2 separate regions of the Homo sapiens genome follow, and region 1 is linked to region 2. Evidence: chromatin loops called from intact Hi-C (ENCODE). Cell type or tissue: CD4-positive, alpha-beta T cell. All regions are shown on one strand. Each heading gives the region's core, and the rest is flanking DNA. Links, peaks and the distances in the headings are about the cores only.

Evidence for each region. A loop is a pair of places that touch in the nucleus more often than their neighbours do. Peaks named below come from ENCODE experiments on the same cell type or tissue, not always from the same donor. Only the 100,000 strongest peaks of a DNase experiment are listed, where the experiment ranks them.
Region 1: it touches region 2 in a loop (18-fold over the local background); 48 of 110 quality-filtered maps call a loop at or near these places.

The regions. Positions count from the first base shown.
Region 1 is chrX:49,914,704-49,917,628 of GRCh38, reverse strand. No RefSeq gene overlaps it. Among named protein-coding and RNA genes, the nearest start is that of CLCN5, 6.4 kb to the left of the region's middle. In CD4-positive, alpha-beta T cell, for the core only: a CTCF peak has its summit at 1,829 (motif pointing left); a DNase peak (open chromatin) is centred at 1,818.
Region 2 is chrX:50,578,637-50,581,561 of GRCh38, reverse strand. It overlaps a transcript of SHROOM4 not described here. Among named protein-coding and RNA genes, the nearest start is that of DGKK, 110 kb to the right of the region's middle. RefSeq lists an enhancer at 1-183. In CD4-positive, alpha-beta T cell, for the core only: no CTCF peak of the experiment used is centred there; a DNase peak (open chromatin) is centred at 1,391.

The sequences.
Region 1 (2,925 bases), core at 312-2,811, 660 kb after region 2:
TGAATCTGGGAGTTCAAAGCTGCAGTGAGCCTTGATTGCACCACTGCACTCCTTCCTGAGCAACAAAGTGAGACCTCATCTCAAAAAAAAAAAATGAGAAAACTTTTTTATGTACTTATATGCAAAATTCTCTACAATACAGTATGTGGATGTAGAGCTATGCACCTTCTCAATTTTGTGCCATGGATGTGTATTACCCATTCAATTATATATCTTTAAAAGTAATATAGAAAAACAAGAATAGTGTTTGATTGAAGGATAATTTTTGACAAGTGACCTTCATGAGAAATTTTACTTTTTAAAAATTCCACGTCAGGCCAGGTGTGATGGCTCATGCCTATAATCCCAGCATTTAGGGAGGCCGAGACAGGTGGATCATTTGAAGTCAGGAGTTCGAGACCAGCCAGGCCAACATGGTGAAACCCCCGTCTCTACTAAAAATACAAAAAAATTAGCCAGGCATGGTGGTGCACGCCTGTAGTCCCAGCTACTTGGGAGGCTGAGGCAGAAGAACTGCTTGAACCCGGGAGTCGGAGGTTGCAGTGAGCCGAGATCACACCACTGCACTCCAGCCTGGGCAGTAGAGTGAGACTCTGTCTCAAAAAAAAAAAAATCCCATGTCAGGCTGCCCTCCATGTGAGAGAAGTCCAAGTCTAGCTAGAGTTGCTACTATTCTATGGCAGCAGATATGAGGGTTTGTTTAGGGAATGTTTTTGAGGATTTGAAGATCTTTCACTTGTAAGTTCCTCAGCTCTGTATAGACTTCTGTTCCATAGAGGAGTTAAAGCACAGTGGAATAGTGGTAGTGGCGTCTCTGAACCACTCTGCTACCTGTTCACCAACTAGCCTGCAAGCTCCTTGATGGCAGGCCCATGTCCTATATTTTACTTTATATTCCTTACAGCAGTGCTTTTCAAACTATTCATAGGAAAAACTCATTTTCCCTAAAATATATCGTGTATCAATACTTTTATAAAATACAATACCAATAAATTACTAGAAAAATGAAATAAAAACAAAAACACAAAATACAAGTGCAACTCTTTCATGATTATATTCAACAGACATAAAATTACTCTGACAAATTGTTAAGGTTTTGGAACACTTTCTTTCCATTTTATCCCATTCGATTCAAACCAACAACAAACAGTTTGTGGACCAGCAGTGGGCCATGGACCACACTTTGAATAATACCACCTGACAGGACTACCGCAGCACCCAGCTCATTGTAGGAATTCGATAAATCTTGGGTTTAATACAGCATTCCTATAGAATGTTTTCTACTTTGTGTTTTCACATCTATTTCCCTCTGCTATCCTCACACCACTTCCAGAGTTAAGTGGAGCAGATTTTGTCATTCCCATTTGGCAGAAGAGGAAGTTGAGTCACGCGGATTAAACGATTTCCCTGATCTGAAACAGCTACTTTATGTCAGAACCCCAAATTCGCCTCCGACTCTTACTGCATCTTGTGGCAGTGGCACTAAGAAAGCCTCCCAGTCAAAGAGTCCCACCAATTAGAGTAAAACCTGCCTTAGGTTTTCCAAATAATAGCAAGTTGCCTGCCTGGTGCAATAGAAAGAGTAGAGACTCAAATCTGGGCTTGAGCCAGTTTTACCTGTAATCCTGTCTCCTTATCTTTAAAGGAGATAATAGCAAATTCTCCCAAAGCTGCACTAAGAACTATATGGTGAATTAAATAGCCAGGCACGTAGTTCAGAAAGAATGATTGATATTAATTTTAGGCTCAGTTTAGAAGCCCTGCCTTGAAGAGTTTGCTCCTTAATCCTCATCACATGGAATGTGCGCCATCTACTGGTAGAGCAGGGAACATGGCTCTAGGAAGAGGCTTTGCTCTCCGTAGGAATCATGCCCTTTATTTCTTTTTTTGCATTGGCTGCTAGAAAGCTTGGAGCCAAATATTTGGTATTCCCCACCCCCGGCAAGTGAACAGGATTTTACAGATTGCATTTTATATTAAACTCACCTCTAGTTTCATTTTATTTTTCCTATCTGAAACCCTCCCGTGGCTCCCAAGCCATGGCTCAAGCAAGAGCAAAAGTCAAAGTCCTTACCTTAAGACTTCCATGTACACAGCTATGCATGATCGGGCCCCCTGTTAGTTCTCTGACCTCATCACCAACTACTCTCTTCCTTGCTCATACTGTTCCATTTTATTTTTTTCTTGACCAGATTATCTCATTTTTAAATCCATTTTGTAGTCACTTTGAATACCCTTTAGATTATGTAGAATAGTGATTTACTAAACTGGATAAAGTTTGACAAGAATATATTCTATTTTTTGTTATTGTTGATCTGTTATCCTGGCAACCTCTGTAATCTAACAATAGATACAAGAGTAGATAAGTTAACTCTAAAATATAATGCAGATAAAATAATTAAAATTTAAAATAAATCTTTATGACTCCAAGCCTATGTAGATTTAAGTGGCCACTGCCAATAGTACTGGGACACCATAACCTGAGTTAAGTGATATATGCATTTATTTATGTGCTGAACACTTACTGTGTGCCATTCACTGTTCCAGGTACAGAAAACTCTGTATCTTGGCCTGGGTTTCTTGGGGTTTATTCTGCTAGGGGTTTGGTCAGTTATTGAATCTGTAAGTTGTCTTTTCTCAAATTTTGGAAAATTTTTGTCATGATTTCTTCAAATACATTTTCAGCACCACACTTTTTTCTTCTCTCCTGCTGGGTCTCCTGTAACATGAATGCTATATCTGTTGTTATAGTTCCACAGGCTCTGTTCATCTTTTTTTTTTTTTTCCCAGTCTATTTCTGTCTGTTGTTCAAACTAGGTTATTTCTACTGTCTTATCATCTAGTTCTATCATTGTTTCCTCCATATTCTCCATTCTGCTGTTGAGCCCATCCAATGAGTTTTCAAAGTTTAGTTATTGTATTTTT
Region 2 (2,925 bases), core at 302-2,801:
AAATGCCAGTAGGGCCAGCAAGTCAGGGCTGCAGCTGCAACTCTTTACACCACCCTCCTTGGTGTCTATAAGTGGCCCAGACCCTCAGCCGGACTGACAGGCAAAATATCTGTGTCAGTATATGTTATTCATCCATCATTAAGTCAAGGTCTGCAGGACAAACCCCCACAGCTAGGTATCAAAATCAAGATTAAGCAAAAACTAAGCCCAAATCCAAAAATCCTCATTATATATTGAAATTCCAGTATACAGGCATAAATTTGAAAATATGTCAAAATATTAATCATAACAAATTTATTATTAAAATGTTAGTAGCCAATTTTTAAAAGTTTATTATTACAATCTGGGAACAAAATTCCCAAGTACTATCACACTGCCTACCACACTGTTGATCTTTCCTTCACAGCATTTTTACATCCACAACTCTATATTTACTTGTATGAATAGCTGATTAATATTTGAATCCTGTGCTAGACTGTAATCTCCAAGAGAGCAGGAGCCTGTGTCCAGTTTTGCTTATAGTAGTACTTTTGGTGGAATAGGATTTTTTGGCTCCCATATTCCCTTTGATCCTACCCATCCTCACTCAGGAGACTTTAGCATCATTAAATTGCATCAAAGTTATTCTATCAATGGTATTCAGGAAATGACAAGAGAAGGGTTTGGAACAAGAGAGTTAACTTTAAATTTGTTTAACAATTGTGAAAATTTGGAAATAACCTAAATGTCCAACAGTAAAAGAATTGGGTGTTTTTTTGTTTGTTTGTTTGTTTGAGGTGGGGTCTTACTCTGTGGCCCAGACTGGAGTACAGTGGCATAATCATAGCTCACTGCAGCTTCAAACTCCTGAGCTCAAGCGATCCTCCTGCCTCGGCTTCCCAATGTGTTAGGATTACAGGCATGAGGCACTGTGCCTGGCACTGGAATTGTTACATATACCATGGTACATTCAATCTATGCAGGGAGAATGGATGCCACTTCTTTCTTTATTTAGTGGTTACCTTGTCCAGGATAAAGAAAACAAGTGAGGCTGTTGCCCAAGCAGTACCACATGCATTTCCTAATAATAAGGTAGCAAAAAATTAATTCAAACATGTTTGTGTTCAAACTCTAATTCTACCAATCTTGGATGACCAAATGGAGGTCTACCTATCCTGAAAAAGATTTGTCTAAAGCAGTGGTTCTCAAAGTGTGGTCCTTGAAGCAACAATGGCAGCATCATCTGGGAATATGTTAGAAATACAAGTTTTTAAGTCCCAACTCAGACCTACTAAATCAGCAAATATGGGATTGGGGCCCAGCATTCTATTTTAACAAGCCCTCTAGCTGATTCTGATGTACACTCAAGTCGGTGACCCAAGACCCTTGGTTATTTTTGCCTCTGACCACAAGGTGGCAACCTTTGTCTAAAGTCCTATGAGTTGTCCAATGGTTACGTTAGGTGTAATCTTGTCTAGCCACTGAACTGTCCAGAGGCAGTAAGTAGTGATGTGATATGGGGATGTGAGGGAGAAGTGAGAGATGGGAGAGGAAGAAAAGAGATGAAAGGAAGAATGGGGACTGGAGGAGGCTTTATCTCTGCTTTGAACACAGCAAGTAAACTACAGTGAGGAGGTGGGACAATGTTAGGGGTGCTGGTTGTTTATCATCTAACAATTCAGCTCATTCTGGATATAAAACAATGTGAAGTAATGTTGGGGATTTTGTGTGCAGCCAATTTTATCTATGCTTTTTATCCTTGTAATCCCTAGACACCACCCAAAGGCAAGCACCTCCTCACACTATCACCTATCCTCTTCCTACTCTCATAATATAATCATGAATTCCTTCCCCAGTTATCTTCCATCACAGAATCCCCTCTTTTTAAACCTTTCCACAGTTTTCCCGGGTGCCCTGTTGCACAGTAAAATAAGCTCAGCCTATGAAAATATACAGAAATGTTGTCCCTCTTATTTGAACATTTCCTGCACATCTGTAATTGAGACCTGGCACTCCACTGAAGATTCTACTTCCCATACAGCCCTCTCCGATTAAAATTGTTAATTTTTTCATTCCCCATAAATTATAGGGTTTTGCCAAGAGGATAGAGGGGAGGAAAATACAAAGACAGAAGTCTTAAAGGAGGATAAACTTTTCTCAGCTCTGGTAATGGTATCCATGCAGACATGTCATCCAACACCTTAACTTCTCAGTTCTGTTGAATGCCTCAATTCTACTTCGCTTCAACCACTGTCACCCAGGACACATAGTGGATGTTTTCAACATTTAGAGGAAATCCACACTGTAAATCATTTTTGAATCACTTATATTTTTCTTCTTTCCTATTTTCTACAAAATAGGATGAATTTTCTTCTTCTGGTTTACAAGTTATAACTGCCATTTTGGTTCTTATTTTAGTTGCCCTTAACTAACAAATACCCATGTTAATTTAACCATATTAGTTTCTTAAATTTATCAGTATCTACATTTTTCTCTTAACATTACAAGTACTTGAAAATGTTCTCATGTTTTTTGAGTTCCACCACACCTTCCCCATCACTTTGATAATGTTTAAAAATATCTGTTCTGAGTTACTATGGATATACACTTTTTCTTCTTTTCTGCTCAGTATTTAATTATCAAGTCAGCAATAAACTATACTACCAGTGTATACTTGCCCTTACTCCCCATGTCTTTGCAGCATCTCCTGTATTTTTTTCCTTTCTAATTTGAAGACCTCCTCCAAAATTGTCTTCAATGAGGGTCTTTGTGTGACAAACCTTCTGAGATAGTGCATGCCACAGAATATATTTATTACTATGCTACATTTAAGTTAAAAAATGGGCTGGGCACAGGGGCTCATGCCTGTAATTCCAGCACTTTGGGAGGCCGAGGTGGGTGGATCACTTGAGGTCAGGGGTTCAATACCAGCTTGGCCAACATGGT